Regions from separate parts of the Homo sapiens genome. Here all the other regions are linked to region 2. A link is an interaction called in ENCODE POLR2A ChIA-PET data of the cell type or tissue named here. Cell type or tissue: B cell. All regions are shown on one strand. Region 1 has its middle 6.6 kb from the start of KMT2E-AS1. Region 2 overlaps LHFPL3 (LHFPL tetraspan subfamily member 3). Region 3 overlaps SRPK2 (SRSF protein kinase 2).

Region 1 (5,000 bases), 120 kb after region 2:
CCCCAGCTGGAGTGCAGTGGCGTGATCTGGGTTCACTGCAACCTCCACCTCCCAGGTTCAAGCAATTCTCTCACCTCAGCCTCCCAAATAGCTGGGATTACAGGCACGTGCCATCATGCCTGGCTAATTTTTGTATTTTTAGTAGTGATGGGGTTTCGCCATGCTGGCCACGCTGGTCTCGAACTCCTGACCTCAAGTGATCTGCCCGCCTCAGCCTCTCAAAGTGCTGGGATTACAGGTGTGAGCCACCGTGCCCGGCCAAGGTCAGTTTTAAATTTGTTTAGTTTGAGGTACTTCATAGGACAAGTAATGTATTTAGTAGTTTCAGTTGAGTTCAGAGATTACAAATTCTAGAGTCATCGACAGGTAAAGGTATGGGAATTGATTATTGCAGTTAGTAAAATGGATAACGTAACATTGGTGGGGACACAACACTGGGAAATCCAACATTTAAGAAGCTGAAGAAATCAACTAGTTAAGAGTATTAGCATAAAAGCAAAGGAGTTTTAAGAGGATATATATATATTTTTTCTTGAGCCGGAGTTTCCTTCTGTCGCCCAGACGGAAGTGCAGTGGCGCGTCTCGGCTCACTGCAACCTCTGTCTCCCGGGTTCAAGCAATTCTCCTGCCTCAGCCTCTTGAGTAGCTGGGATTATAGGCGTGCGCCACCACACCCAGCTAATTTTTCTATTTTTAGTAGAGACGGGATTTCACCATGTTAGTCAGGCTGGTCTCAAACTCCTGACCTTGTGATCTGCCCGCCTTGGTCTCCAAAAGTGCTGGGATTACAGGTGTGAGCCACTGCGCCTGGCCAAGAGGATGTATTCTTAGGAATCAAATGCTATGGGTTATATAAGACCACCTGGAGCTCATAAAAATACAGAACTTTTGGCCGGGCGCGGTGGTTCACGCCTGTAATCCCAGCACTTTGGGAGGCCGAGGCGGGCAGATCACAAGGTCAGGAGATCGAGACCATCCTGGCTAACACGGTGAAACCCCATCTCTACTAAAAATACAAAAAATTAGCCGGGCATGGTGGCAGGCGCCTGTAGTCCGAGCTACTCGGGAGGCTGAAGCAGCAGAATGGTGTGAACCCAGGAGGCAGAGTGTGCAGTGAGCTGAGATTGCACCACTGCACTCCAGCCTGGGTGACAGAGACTCCGTCTCAAAAAAAACAAGAAAATACAGAACTTTCACAAAATATTATAAATGCAAATAACTGCATATGTTTCTTATTCCTCAGAAAAATAAAACTTACCTACATGGGCAGAGTTTGTGGAGAAAGGGAACTAGTTAACTTTTAGATACTTTCAGATGAACCCTTGACTCGATGTCATTTGTAAAACCTTTTTCAGTCATTTAACTTCTAAAAGAATGCTTCAATCAAAGCTATCTAACGTGTCCTCTTACCCTTTTGACTTCCATTTGCCCTTTCACTGGCCATAAAGTAGGAGCATGGAATAGAACAAAGAGAGTCGCTACAGAATGTCTGTTGTATAGATGTGGTCAGATAAGCTGTGCTTGGGACATGGGAGAGATGCCTAGACTACCACAATATTGTTATCAAATGAACCAGAGAATAGTGAATATTTTTGTTGCCTTTTCAAGTTTTTCATAGAATGAGGAAAATTAATTGAACATTACTTATTTAAGTAAGTGTTCTTCAGGAATGAAGTATCGCCTTAGCACAGCCTTCCTTCATGAAAAATTTAAATACTAGAGATAAGACTAAACTTGAGGAACAGGTTCTCTCTTAACCTAACAACATTAAAGCTTGTCAGAAATCCAATAGGGGCCAGGCACTGGGCATAATGTACAGGCAATTATGTGTGATGAAGAGGTGCACAGGCTTTACAGTACAGTATATTCACTTTTTTTTTTTTTTTTTTTTTTTTTGAGACAGAGCCTCCCTCTGTTGCCCAGGCTGGAGTACAGCAGTGTAATCTTGGGCTCACTGCAACCTCCACCTCCCAGGTTCAAGCAATTATCATGCCTCAGCCTCCTGAGCAGCTGGGATTACAGGCACGTGCCACCATACCCAGCCTGGATTCACTTTTCTATGTAAAAAGGAAGTTTACAAATTTCTGAGAGTTTAGTTGCCAAATTCTGACCTAGCATATAAGAATTCAAGTGTTTAATAAATCAGTAGCAATTTTCCCAAATCCAGAGTTTGATACGGAGCTAAACCATGTCATGAGCTCACCCATCATTCGAGTTACTTTGCCCCTTATCAATGAAGTCATTGGAAGTAGTAGCAACCTGGTTTGAGAGGGTTATGTGGTACATCGTTTCACAAATTTCAGAAATAATTTATACTACTCTACTTTCTAAGGAAGGTGGAAACCTAAAGTGGGTGAATAGCTGAACACTTGGAACGCTCGGATTTATTTTCCTATAGGTGGGGGTCTTGCTATGTTGCCCAGGCTGATCTTGATCTCTTGGCCTCAAGTGGTGATCCTCCCACCTAAGCCTCCTAAGTAAATGGGACTACAGGCGTGTGCCAGACACCTGGCTAATATTTTAAAAAAATTATTTGTAGAGACAGGGGTTTCATCATGTTGCCCAGCTTGGTCTCAAGTGATCCTCCTGCCTCGGACTCCTAAAAGTGCTGGGATTACAGGCTACTTGCAATTCCTTTTTTTTTTTTTTTTTTGAGACAGGGTCTCACTCTGTCCCCCAGGTTGGAATGCAGTGGTGCGATCTCAGCTCACTGCAACCTCCACCTCCCCAATTCAAGCAATTCTCATGCCTCAGCCTCCTGAGTAGCTGGATTACAGATGTGCACCACTACGCCCAGCTAATTATTTTGTATTTTTAGTAGAGACAGAGTTTTGCCACGTTGGCCAGGCTGGTCTTGAACTCCTGGCCTCATGTGATCCACCAACCCTGGCCTCCCAAAGTGCTGGGATTATAGGCATAAGCCACCATGCCTATAATCAGCCAGCAATTACTTTCAAATGCTATCTATCATTTGTGGGCATTACATAATAATCTAACAATAAAAGGTATTGCTTAGGATAGTTATGAATAATTTAAAAATTATTATAAAGCTAATCAGACTTAGGTTAAATATGTTATGCACTGGCGTATAATCTATCTTAAAAAACAAATGCAATCAGTTCCTTTTCCTTGGCCTAAAATGTAGACCGACCCAAGATCTCAGCTTTCTTGCTAAATTTGTCTCCTATTAAGACTGAATCTACCCTGTTTTGGCTTTTATCTGTGAAGACTATCAAATGTCAATTATTTTTCTTGAAAGTCAATTCCTTCTTCTTCCTTATACCCACCCAGGCAACAATTACGGATGTTTCTGTAATAACTTAGATTCCTTCTTTATCACTCCTGCTCTGATTCAGGCTCTTCTTGCTACATTGAGGGCTCTAAAAGCCAGTCTCTTCTGGGTTGAAGACAGGTATGTTTTAAAGTAAGTCTTTCTCTGTCCTGTGCCACACCTCATGCCTGTAATCTCAGCACTTTGGGAGGCCAAGATGGGCGGATCACCTGAGGTGGGGAGTTCGAGACCAGCCTGGCCAACATGGCGAAACCCCGAAATACAAAAATTAGCCAGGCGCGGTGACAAGCGTCTGTAATCCCAGCTACTGGGGAGGGTGATGCAGGAGAATCACTTGAACCCAGGAGGTGGAGGCTGCCGTGAGCCGAGATCGTGCCACTGCACTCCAGCCTGGGCAACTGTGCAAGACTCTGTCTCAATTAAAAAAAAAAAAAAAAAAAAAAAGGCCAAGTCATCCTTCAGACAGTGTAAGTAGGGCAAAGATTATGAACTCTGGTGAGGTCAGGGAGACAGATGTTAAAGTTAATGCTCTGCCACCTTGGGTAAGATTATATATAAAGTATATACAACAGCATCCAACAGTTCGGTGTATTACGAGAGCATTCTCTTTTGTGGGGAGGGAAGTCACACTAGCAGTTAAGGATTTCTCGTCTGGCCTTAAGTCAAGACTTTCCAATAATTCCCCTGTTCTCTCATTAATGTCACTAATGACCTGATGTGGCATTACCTTGCTAATTAAAAAAACAAAAATCCCAAACTCTTGTTATTCCTAAATCCTTACTTCCAACTGTTATTCTTACATCAAACTATACATAAAGAAATGGAAGTAGCATTAAAACTGAGCTAAGTTTAGGATGGGCACGGTGGCTCACGCCTATAATCCCAGCACTTTGGGAGGCTGAGGCAGGCAGATCACCTGAGGTCAGGAGTTCAAGACCAGCCCGGCCAACATGGTGAAACCCTGTCTCTACTAAAAATACAAAAATTAGCTGGGCGTGGTGGTGTGCGCCTGTAGTTCCAGCTACTCACGGACTGAAGCAGGAGAATCGCTTGAACCCAGGAGCCGGAGGCTGCAGTGAGCTGAGAACGTACCACTGCACTCCAGCCTGAGTGACAGAGCAAAGCTCCTTCTCAAAACCAAAAAACAAAACTGAGCTAAGCTTAAACTGGTAGAATGAAGTCTGGGAGAAAATAAATTAGTAAGTAAACATTTACTTGCTAAACAACTGTAAGGGAAAAACCAGGATATAGTTTTAAATTTGAGACAAATATTAATCGATATACTTTGAGAGGGGCACTTAAGAAATACTCTTTTCAGGATAAGAAATATTAAGGCGATATATTCTCTAAGAATAAGTTTCTACATAATCTAATCTAGTTTAGGCTTAAGTTGTATGAAGTACCGTTTGTATTAGGTTGATAACCAATTTAGTTTATTAGGAATGGTACTATATACAAGATATTTGCTGACTGAAAGCACGTTTGATACCTCAAAAGACAACGCTGACAACGCCGCTTTTGCAGTGTGCTTACAAAGGAACAAAAAACAAAACAAACCCCAAAGGCCATTTCTTTTTCAAATAAGAAATACAAATGCAGGATAAACTTCAGTGCTTGCAGCAAAACTAGGCATTAAAGAAAAATGCTATAAAATATATTTCCTTAAAAATATCCAGCTCAGTTTTTTTCTTCTTCCCACCTTTTTGGG
Region 2 (5,000 bases):
ATTTTTAAATTAAGTATGTATATTTTTTAGATGTAATGCTACTGCGCACTTACCAGTCTACAGGATGCTATAAACATAGCTTTTGCACTGGGAAACGAAAACTTCTGTCTTTATTGTGATATTCACTTTATTGCAGTGGTCTGGAACCAAACCCTCAATATCTCCAAGGTATGCATTTATATATCCACACAGAATACTATTTGGCAATAAAAAAGGATGAAGTACTGACACATGCTACCATATGGATGAACCTTGAAAACATTAGGCTAACTGAAAGAATCCAACCACTAAGCACTACATTTCATTTATTTATTTATTTACTTATTTATTTATTTAGAGATGGAGTCTCACTCTGTCACCCAGACTGGAGTGCAGTGGCATGATCTCAGCTCACTGCAGCCTTCACCTCCCAGGTTCCAGCGATTCTCCCGCCTCAGCCTCCCAAGTAGCTGAGATTACAGGCACACACCACCACACCCAGCTAATTTTTGTATTTTTAGTAGAGACAAGGTTTCATCATGTTGGCCAGGCTAGTCTCAAACTCCTGACCTCAGATGATCTGCCCACCTTGGCCTCCCAAAGTGCTGGGATTACAGGCGTGAGCCACTGTGCCCAGCCTGTACCACATTTCATTTATATGAAATGTCCAGAATGGAAACATCCATAGAGACAGAAAGTATCTTAGTGGTATCCAGGGCCTGAGGGGAGTGGAGAATGGTGAGTGACTGACAGTAGGTATGGGGTTTTCATGGTGATGAAAATATTCTAAAATTAGATAGTGGTGATAGTTGTACAACTCTATAGGTATACTAAAATCACCGAATTGTATACTTTTAAGAGGTGTTTTATGATATGTGAATTATGTCTCAATAAAGCTGTTATTTTTAAAAGTTTCTCTCCCACAAGACTTCCTAGTGGGAAATAAATCCTGAAGATGGGGGAAGGGTATGATTTATATTGTAGTTAAGGCGACTGGCTGCCTCATTTGCCTGGGACTGAAGGCATTCCCGCATGTAGAACTTTCAGTGCTAAAACCAGAAAAGTCCTGAGCAAACCACGCAATGTTTGAGACTTACTTATACTAAAAAACTGTCAATGTTTATCGGAAATTTAACTAGGCATTCTGTATTTTTATTTGCTAAATCTGGCAACTCTATGATGATCCAATTTATTCAGATCAAGTTGAAACAAAGAGCTAGAATTAAGAGAAAAAGCAAAGAGAAACTAAAAGAGTTTGGAGTTAAGGAAAAGAGCTCCCAAAGCATTTTCTAACCTTGGCCAAGACTATGGCAAGATAGTTTTGCCGAGATCTCTTTTCATAACATTCTAACGTTCCCTCATTTCCAAAGTATGTATCAAAGAGTTCATATTGGAGGACTCTTAAAAACTGATATTAATAGTTACATGAAATAATATGTTTCTTAAAGGTATTTCATCTTGGATGAAGCTTAAATTAAGCTTCCTCCTGGCAGCTGAGTGCATGATGAATTGTATTATAAGTAAGTCTATTTTTAGCCCACTAGTGCATTGGCAGACAGGCTGTTAAAAATAAAAGCAGGCCTAGTAGAATACAGAAGCCCGGGGAGCTTTTCCTTACTATTTAATGAAAATGAAGCGGGTTCTCTGAGCCTATATGGTTGGAGGGAAGGTGAGGTGTGTGCAGCTGTGATCAGGTTACAAGGCAGTGGCTTGTAATTTATAAATTAGTGTGTAACGTGTCACTGAGGCAGAAGCTGAGGGACGTAGCACTAACGGGAGTTTCCTGAAATTGCTCAGATAATGGGAGAAAAGAGTTTGCGTGTCTGATCAGGTGGGAAGTGTGATATTTTAAGAATCTTCCATATTTCCCTGCTGGGGAGCTAGGACTCAGTTCATTGCTTGTTCTTGCCTGGACGCCGCACACCAGGTTAGCAGCCACCAGGGGGCACCAAAGCAGCCCATCCCAGAGGAAAGCGTGGGCCTCTGAGCCATTGAAATTCACTCCTGAGCACACTTCCCTTTGAGCCCGCATAACCTGATGATGGTGCAGATTCAGCAGTGCAACACGTGGTTGGGGCGTGTGGATATGGAATCACACAGACAAGGCTTCTGGGTCTAGCCCTGCCTCGTAAAACTTTTACAGCCTCTGTAATCCCCAAACAGAGATAATAAGAAGTGGTAAGAATTCAATGAGCTGGAAAGCTCATTAATACCTATACCGTGCCTGATGCGTGATAAGTGCCCAAGTCTTCGGTACACGCCAGAAGCCTGGGGTTGTAGGGTGGGTTCAAGTACTAACAACATCACGGAGAAGGCATCTGCTTCCATTCCCTTCTATTCTGGGCTCTCTTCCCCCTTCCTCTTTCCTTCCACTTCGTTCTCTGTTTAGTTCAAAGGCCTTTGTTTTGGCAGCTTGCCAAGCATGTCCTCCTGAGATAGGCCCTCTGACCGCTCCCCTGTCCCCAAGTTCTGTCCAATCCTCTACCTCGGTATTTCCCAGTGTGGTTCACCAGCCACCTGCACCAGAATCATCCGGACCTACCAAGTTGGAATATCTGGGAATAGAACCTAGGAATCTGCATTTCAGTGAATTTCCTAAGTGAATTTTACACGTGATAAAGCTTGAAGACTTCTGATATAGTCTTAGTAAGATCTTTTTTTAATAAAAAGAATATAGTGCAGCCTGATCTCAACCAGCTGTTAGGAGGGAAATTGGCTGATTATCTGATTAAAGTAATTCACATTGAATTGTGAAGAACAAATAAACTCCCCTTTCAGGAGAATTTGCATTCTGACATTTTGCAAGCCTGGATGAATTTCAAAATGGTGAAATGTGTGGGTTGAGTATTTGAAGAAAATGACCTTACCTCTGACCCAAGCTTCAAGGGGAGACTTTGTCTGCACCTGGAAAGGAGGGGTTCTGTAACTTAACAGCCCAGGCCTCCTAGCCTAGAATCACCTGAAATTCAGTCCCAAGGACACCAATTGGTGGAGAGAAGGAGAAGTGGAGTGGGAGGTGCAAGAGGAGGAATGGGCAACTCAGGAAAGGATAGAAGAAGGGAAGGTCAGCAGGCAGGGGAGAGGGAAGAGGAGAGGAAGGAGAACCCTCTCAAATATCCCCATCCTCATAGCACTCAGTGCTGAAGATCTATGTAGGTGCAGCGTGGACTAGTGGAAAACAGACCCAGCCACTGATCTTTCCACTCTACCCCAGAGATCACAACTGAGACTTCGATTTTATTTGCTATTTAGGTAATTTTTCAATATGAAGCTGCCCAGTTCATGGAGGAGGGGTAGTAGCCCCCTTGCCCCTCTTTGGGGCTCCCAAACCATTTCTCCTCCCTCCAAGGGTGGTATGGTACAGGGCCAGTCCTTGGCCTTTCCTCCTTCTCTTTCTACAGTCCCTGCAATATTATCTGTACAATGGATGGCTCCCAAATATGTATCTCCAGTTCCAACCTCTCCCTTGAATTCCAGATCTTTGTGTCTAATGGCCTATTGTGGCTATCTGATTTTCTCCCAAAAAAAGTTTCTCTTGTTCCCCATCTCAGTAAATAGGACCCCACTCACTCAGATGGACCAAAAACTTGGGAGTCATCATGAGTTTTCTCTCAGATACACACACACACACATTCCTCATGTAACCTATCGCCAAATCCTACTGACTCTGCCTTAAAAACGCATCTTAAATCTGATCCCACCTCACCACTTCAACCACTCCCAGCCTGGTCCAAGCCACCACTGCCTCTCTTCCAGACCATGTCATCACCTTCTAACTGTCCTCTCTGCTTCAACTCTTACCCCTTACAGTCTTCTTGTCACTCACTCACTCACAGTGAGTCTTACAATGTAATTCTCATCACCCCCCTCCCCTTCTCCCCACCCTTCAATAATGTCCCATTGCATTGAAAATAAATTCAAAATGCCTCACCATTGCCCAAGAGTCCTATATTGCCCGGTTCACCCTGATGGCCCATCTCCTATCACCAGCTGCCCTGGCTCCCCTGCTATTTCTCCTGCCTCTGCTTTTGCTGAAGCCTCCACCTAGAAGGTGGATTCCCCTAGACATTTTGTTTCCTCATTCCTTCAGGGAAAGTGTCCCTGACCACCTGCTCCAAAATAACAGCTGGCTTCTCACCCCAATTTATTTTTGTTCGTAGCACTCAAAGCCACCTGATGTATTTATTACACATTTATTTGCGTATTGTCTATATCCACATTTCACTGTAAGGTTTATGAAAGCTAGGACTTACTCTCCTTTGTCTGCCACTGTATCCCCACACCTAGAATAGTGCCTAACATATCATATATGCTCAATTCATATTTGTTGAACGAATGACTGAATGAGTGAATGGAGGAAAATGAAGAAAAAGTATTAATGTAGGTAAGGATGGCCACTAACTCGTGGCTCAAAGCCCCATCTGAGGTCTTATTAGGAGTTTTTCGTTGGTTTTATTTTGTTTTGTTTTGTTTTTTTGAGACAGTCTTGCTCTATCGCCAGGCTGGAGTGCAGTGGTGCGATCTCAGTTCACCGCAACTTCCGCCACCTGGGTTCAAGCAATTCTCCTGCCTCAGCCTCCCGAGTAGTTGGGATTACAGGCGCCCACCACCACACCTGGCTAATTTTTGTATTTTTAGTAGAGACGGGGTTTTGCCATGTTGGCCAGGCTGGTCTCGAACTCCTGACCTCAGGTGATCTGCCCACCTTGGCCTCCCAAAGTGCTGGGATTACAGGCATGAACCACTGCGCCCAGCCTCTTTTTACATATTAAGTAAATTCTTCTTTATTCCACATTCTAAGTCCTCAAAAATTATACATTCACATTTACCAAATTACAAACTCAGCTTTTACCCATTTACTGTACATAAAACACAATTAATGAGATTAGGCAATAGGAAGCTTTTCTATTGCAAAATTATATTAATGGAGTCTCCCATGGGCTAAGCTGCTCTCTCTGAAAATCAAGCACATTCCAGAAATCACATTAAAACTCTTTAAGTCCTCCCGGGGTCCCCGGGGT
Region 3 (5,000 bases), 440 kb after region 2:
AATCTTTCTAAAAACACCTACCCATATTCCGTGTTTGAGACACTGTAGGCAGTCTATTACTTTTGCAAGGGCTGACTCTTAATGCAAATAAAATTATAATACTGGCACTGTTAAGAATGTTAAAAACAAAAAAGTCTTTCTTCTCAGCTACTTGCTACATACTTTACTCAGCACCAAAGTGTACTAGATGCTACATGCTAACACAAAACATAAAGGAATAGTGTTTCTTGCCTTTTAGAGTGAATATTCTAAGAAGAACAAAGTGGAAATAACACAGTAATTTCCAAAAAGGTATGGTACTACATAATCAACACTGTAAGAATAATTTGAGGACATGACACTCACATCTTTCCTGTAGTGGACCCAAGCTAACTGGGTGAAAAAATTCAGCTAAGGAGGCATTCTTCCAGATATGAAAGACCAACTCAAGTATGCTCAAGAAAAATAAATTTTTGGAAGGATTCAAACTATCTTTCCTTAAAAAGACTTTGGTCAGACTATTCTTTGTGTGTGTGTGTGTGTGTGTGTGTGTGTGTGTGTGTGTGTGTGTGTGTGGTGGAGTCTCACATTGTCGCCCGGGCTGGAGTGCAATGGCGCTATCTTGGCTTACTGCAACCTCCACCTCCCGGGTTCAAGCGATTCTCCTGCTTCAGCTTCCCAAGTAGCTGGGATTACAGGCCCCCACCACCATGCCCGGGTAATTATATATATTTTTTTTGTATTTTTAGTAGAGATGGGGTTTCACTATGGTGGCCAGGCTGGTCTCGAACTCCTGACCTCATGATCTGCCCATCTCAGCCTCCCAAAGTGCTGGGATTACAGACATGAGCCACTGCGCCGGGCCAACTATTCCCTCCCTCCCTTCTTTCTTTTTTTTTGAGATGGAGTCTCGCCCTGTCGCCCAGGCTGGAGTGCAATGGCGCGATCTCAGCTCACTGCAACCTCTGCCTCCCAAGTTCAAACAATTCTCGGCCTCCCTAAGTGCTGGGATTACAGGCGTGAGCCACCACACCCAACCAGGCCAGACTATTCTTAACAGAAAATCTAGCTAATGAATGTGCAATACAAATAAGCAAAGTTGGTAGGCCCATAGAATGCTGAGGACTGTTGCTGTTTTAGTGAGAGTGTCCATCAGGCACTATGCCTGGCACTGTCAATATCTGCTACCATCCCCAGCACTTTGGGAGTCCGAGGCGGGTGGATCACTTGAGGTCAGGAGTTTCAGACCAGCCTGACCAACATGGCAAAACCCCGTCTCTACTAAAAATACAAAAATTAGCCGAATGTGGTGGTGCACGCCTGCAATCCCAGCTTCTTGGGAAGCTGAGGCAGCAGAATTGCTTGAGCCACGGAGGCGGAGGTTGCAGTGAGTCAAGATTGCGCCACTGCACTCCAGCCTGGGTGGCAGGGCAAGACTGTCTCAAAAAATAAAAATTAAAATTAAAAAAATCTGTTACCATTAATACTCAATAGTCCTATTTTTCCTATTGTAAAATCCACCATGCTAATTGCAGAAGGTATATTAGAAGTCAACTGGAGCCATTCATTATTAACAATCACTTAAGAGGCAGTTTCATTCAAGCAAGCTTTTATAAATCCCAACTGTATTCTCCCCCAGAAAGGCAGCAGTCAACATCCTTAAACATACTAACTTAATAATCAAGTGATCTAAGTCTTCACACAAGTCAATGAAGAAAACATTTAACAAAATAGAATCAAAGAAAGCATTTTACCTCACCACTAAAGAGCACCTTTGAAACTAGTGGCTATGCTTTCAGAGAAGGGCTGTTAAAATAGCTAGGCTTACAATTATATAAAACACATTTCTCTAGCTCTTTAACAAGGTGTCACAAGCGATTATTACATGCCTTTGTGAAATTAAGAGCTGGTATGTATGGCTAAGGAACCCTGTTGATCCCTCTGTAAATGTCATGCAGTCCACATAAAGGAACCAAGAGACAGAAATGTCAAGACAAGTTCACGTGCCATCCTAATGAGGAACTAAGACTAGAAACCAAGTCTTCAAAAAAAAAAAAAAAAAATGATGTCCATTATTTAATGGCATCATTTTCCCCTAGTTTCTCAAGGCAAAAAAAAAAAAAAAAAAAAGTTCAACTGGATACAGTGGCTCACACCTGTAATCTAAGTACTTTAGGAGGCTTAGGCAGGAGGATCGCTCCAGCCCAGGAGTTCAAGACAACATAGCGAGACCTCATGCCTACAAAAAGTTAAAAAATTAGTCAGGCACAGTAGCAGTAGTGCCTACCTGTAGTCACAGCTACCTGGGATACTGATGCAGGGGGATCACCTGAGCCCAGGAGGTCAAGGGTGCAGTGAGCCTAGATCGCACAACTGCACTCCAGCCTAAACAAGAGAAGACCCTGTCTCTTTGGTGTATGTGCTTGGCTGAGAAGCCAACAGGGTGAAGCTACCATCTGTGGGACTACGACTGAAGGCTTCTTAAGTCAGAATCCTGCCCAGGCGGAAAAACAAGGCAATGCTGAGGGGCCTCGGATAGCCTTGGCTACCGGTCCCCTGCCGGCGGGACACTGCCCTACCGCACACGGGGACACGGGTCTGGTGCGGAGAGCCATCATCCTGGAAAACAAGGTGTGGCAGTAAAAAGTTTAAAAAGTCATCCTTGACTTTCCTCTTAATTCATACCCTATCATTAAATCCAATCAACTCTACATTCAAAATAAGTCCTTAATCTGACCACCTCATCTCCTCTACTAAGACCACCTGGCCAAGCCACATTACAACCCACCAACTAGACTATTGCAACAGCATGCTCTCTAGTCTCCTAGCTTTCACTTTTACCACTCTATAATCCATTCCCCATATGGTGGCCAGAGTGACTTTTTAAAATTTGAAAGAAAGCTGCGGAAAGGCATAGTACAAAGAACTTTTTCATACTGCTTTGAAGTACATTATCTTCTCCATTATTTATAGTAATCCTGAGAAATAACTATAGCAAGTTTACTTTCTTTTTCATGGATAGACAAGGCTCAGAGAAGTGCACTGATTTGCCCAATATTACACAGCGAATAATTGGCAAGATCATGACTGGCCTTCTAAATACTATCAATTATGCCATTCAAGTCCCTCTGCATGTATGCCACTTATTAATCACCCTCATAAATCCTAACATCCTTTCAATGCCCAGAATTACAGTAATGTTTCAAAAGAACAGCTAGAGGTACAGAAACACTATGATTTTCAACCCGGCCTACAAATTTCTTTCCTGCTAAAAGCATAATGCATGCTCTGACTACAGGTCTACCACATGGCAAGTGTTTTTGTAAAGAATTAAAGGTGGCCGGGCGCGGTGGCTCACGCCTGTAATCCCAGCACTTTGGCAGGTGGAGGCAGGTGGATCACCTGAGGTCAGGAGTTCAAGACCAGCCTGACCAACATGGTGAAACCCGGTCTCTACTAAAAATACAAAAAATTACCCAGGAGTGGTGGTGGGAGCCTGTAATCCCAGCTACTCAGGAGGCTGAGGCAGGAGAAGCACTTGAACCCAGGAGGTGGAGGCTGCATAAAGCTGAGATCGTGCCACTGCACTCCAACCAACCTGGGCGACAAGAGCAAAACTCCGTATCAAAAAAAAAAAAAAAAAAATTCAAGGTATAAGCAAAAGAGCCCCGATAATGAGCAATTTAGCAGCATATTCCATGAGGCTGCAAGCTACAGCATGCCAGCTGTATTTGTTAGAACATATGGACCTACAAATGGCCTTTACATTTTTGTTTTAATGGTTGGGGAAAAAATCAATGGAATATTTCATGACACCTAAAAATTCTTAGTTAATTCAAAGTTCTGTGTCCATAAACGAAGTTTGATTGGAACACAATCATGCTCATTTGTTTATCTATGGTCCATGGCTGCTTCCACACTACAATGGCAGAGTTAAGCAGTTACAACAGAGGTCACTTGGCCTGAAAGGTCTAAATTATTTATCTGGTCCTTTACAGAAGAAGTTTGCTAACCACTGCCAATCTCTTGGTTTTGTACCTCTGGCCAGCATCCTGACCTCTCTCCTCCCTGCCAAGTGCAGGTGAAGCTTTCCCCTAGCACCTGATACTTCTCCCACCACTTTACACCCCATTTTGAGATGAATTAATTGTTACACATCTGACTCCACAGCCAGATAACAAGATAACAAGATGCTGAAGGGTGAGGCCCACATGTCCTGGTTTATTACTACATCCCCAGGGCCTAGCAATGCCCATTTATAGTAGGTGCCCAATATTAGCTGAATGAATGAAAGAACACAAGATACTTAATACAGATTAGCTTATCTAAACAACTCTAAAATTTATAGGAGTTTTTTTGTTTTTGTTTCTGTTTTTTGAGACGGAGTCTCGCTCTGTCACCCAGGCTGGAGTGCAGTGGCGTGATCCCGGCTCACTGCAAGCTCCACCTCGCAGGTTCACGCCATTCTCCTGCCTCAGCCTCCCGAGTAGCCGGGACTACAAGAAGCCACCACCACAGCAGGCTAATTTTTCTATCTGTAGTAAAAACGGGGTTTCAGTTCTGACCTCAAGTGATCAGCCCACCTTGGCCTCCCAAAGTGCTGGGATTACAGGCGTGAGCCACAATGCCCAGCCTATAGGAGTTTCCTCTAGAAGATACCAAAAATACAGATTATCAGACTTCCAGGGGAGACATACAAATGACTCTATCCCTGGGCTCACTCCAATCAAAATCCCCAACTGCATCCAAAATGGATCAGGGCAGGAGGGTAGATTGCAGAGTGGAAGGAGTGATAAATCAATATGCAGCCCAATGTATTTTTTAAAGCACTTTTTAAAGGCCGGGGGCAGTGGCTCACACCTGTAATCTCAGCATTTTGGGAAGCCGAGGCGGGTGGGTCACTTGAAGTCAAGAGTTTGAGACCAGCCTGGCAAACATGGTGAAACCTCGTGTCTACTAAAAATACAAAAAATTAGCCAGGTGTGGTGGCAGGCGACTGTAATCCCAGCTATTCAGGAGGC

Evidence for each region. ChIA-PET counts read pairs that join two places held together with the same protein. Peaks named below come from ENCODE experiments on the same cell type or tissue, not always from the same donor. Only the 100,000 strongest peaks of a DNase experiment are listed, where the experiment ranks them.
Region 1: POLR2A ChIA-PET joins it to region 2 with 6 read pairs; 4 of 35 experiments call an interaction of 5 or more read pairs at or near these places.
Region 3: POLR2A ChIA-PET joins it to region 2 with 8 read pairs; 1 of 35 experiments calls an interaction of 5 or more read pairs at or near these places.

The regions. Positions count from the first base shown.
Region 1 is chr7:105,005,055-105,010,054 of GRCh38, forward strand. No RefSeq gene overlaps it. Among named protein-coding and RNA genes, the nearest start is that of KMT2E-AS1, 6.6 kb to the right of the region's middle. In B cell, no CTCF peak of the experiment used is centred here; no DNase peak of the experiment used is centred here; H3K4me3 peaks cover 512 bases; H3K27ac peaks cover 4,294 bases.
Region 2 is chr7:104,881,930-104,886,929 of GRCh38, forward strand. All of the region lies in intron 2 of LHFPL3 (LHFPL tetraspan subfamily member 3), which reads left to right. Among named protein-coding and RNA genes, the nearest start is that of LHFPL3-AS2, 42 kb to the right of the region's middle. In B cell, CTCF peaks have their summits at 1,923 (motif pointing right) and 2,128; a DNase peak (open chromatin) is centred at 1,942; H3K27me3 peaks cover 492 bases.
Region 3 is chr7:105,323,463-105,328,462 of GRCh38, forward strand. All of the region lies in intron 2 of SRPK2 (SRSF protein kinase 2), which reads right to left. Among named protein-coding and RNA genes, the nearest start is that of SRPK2, 63 kb to the right of the region's middle. In B cell, no CTCF peak of the experiment used is centred here; a DNase peak (open chromatin) is centred at 1,949; H3K27ac peaks cover 667 bases.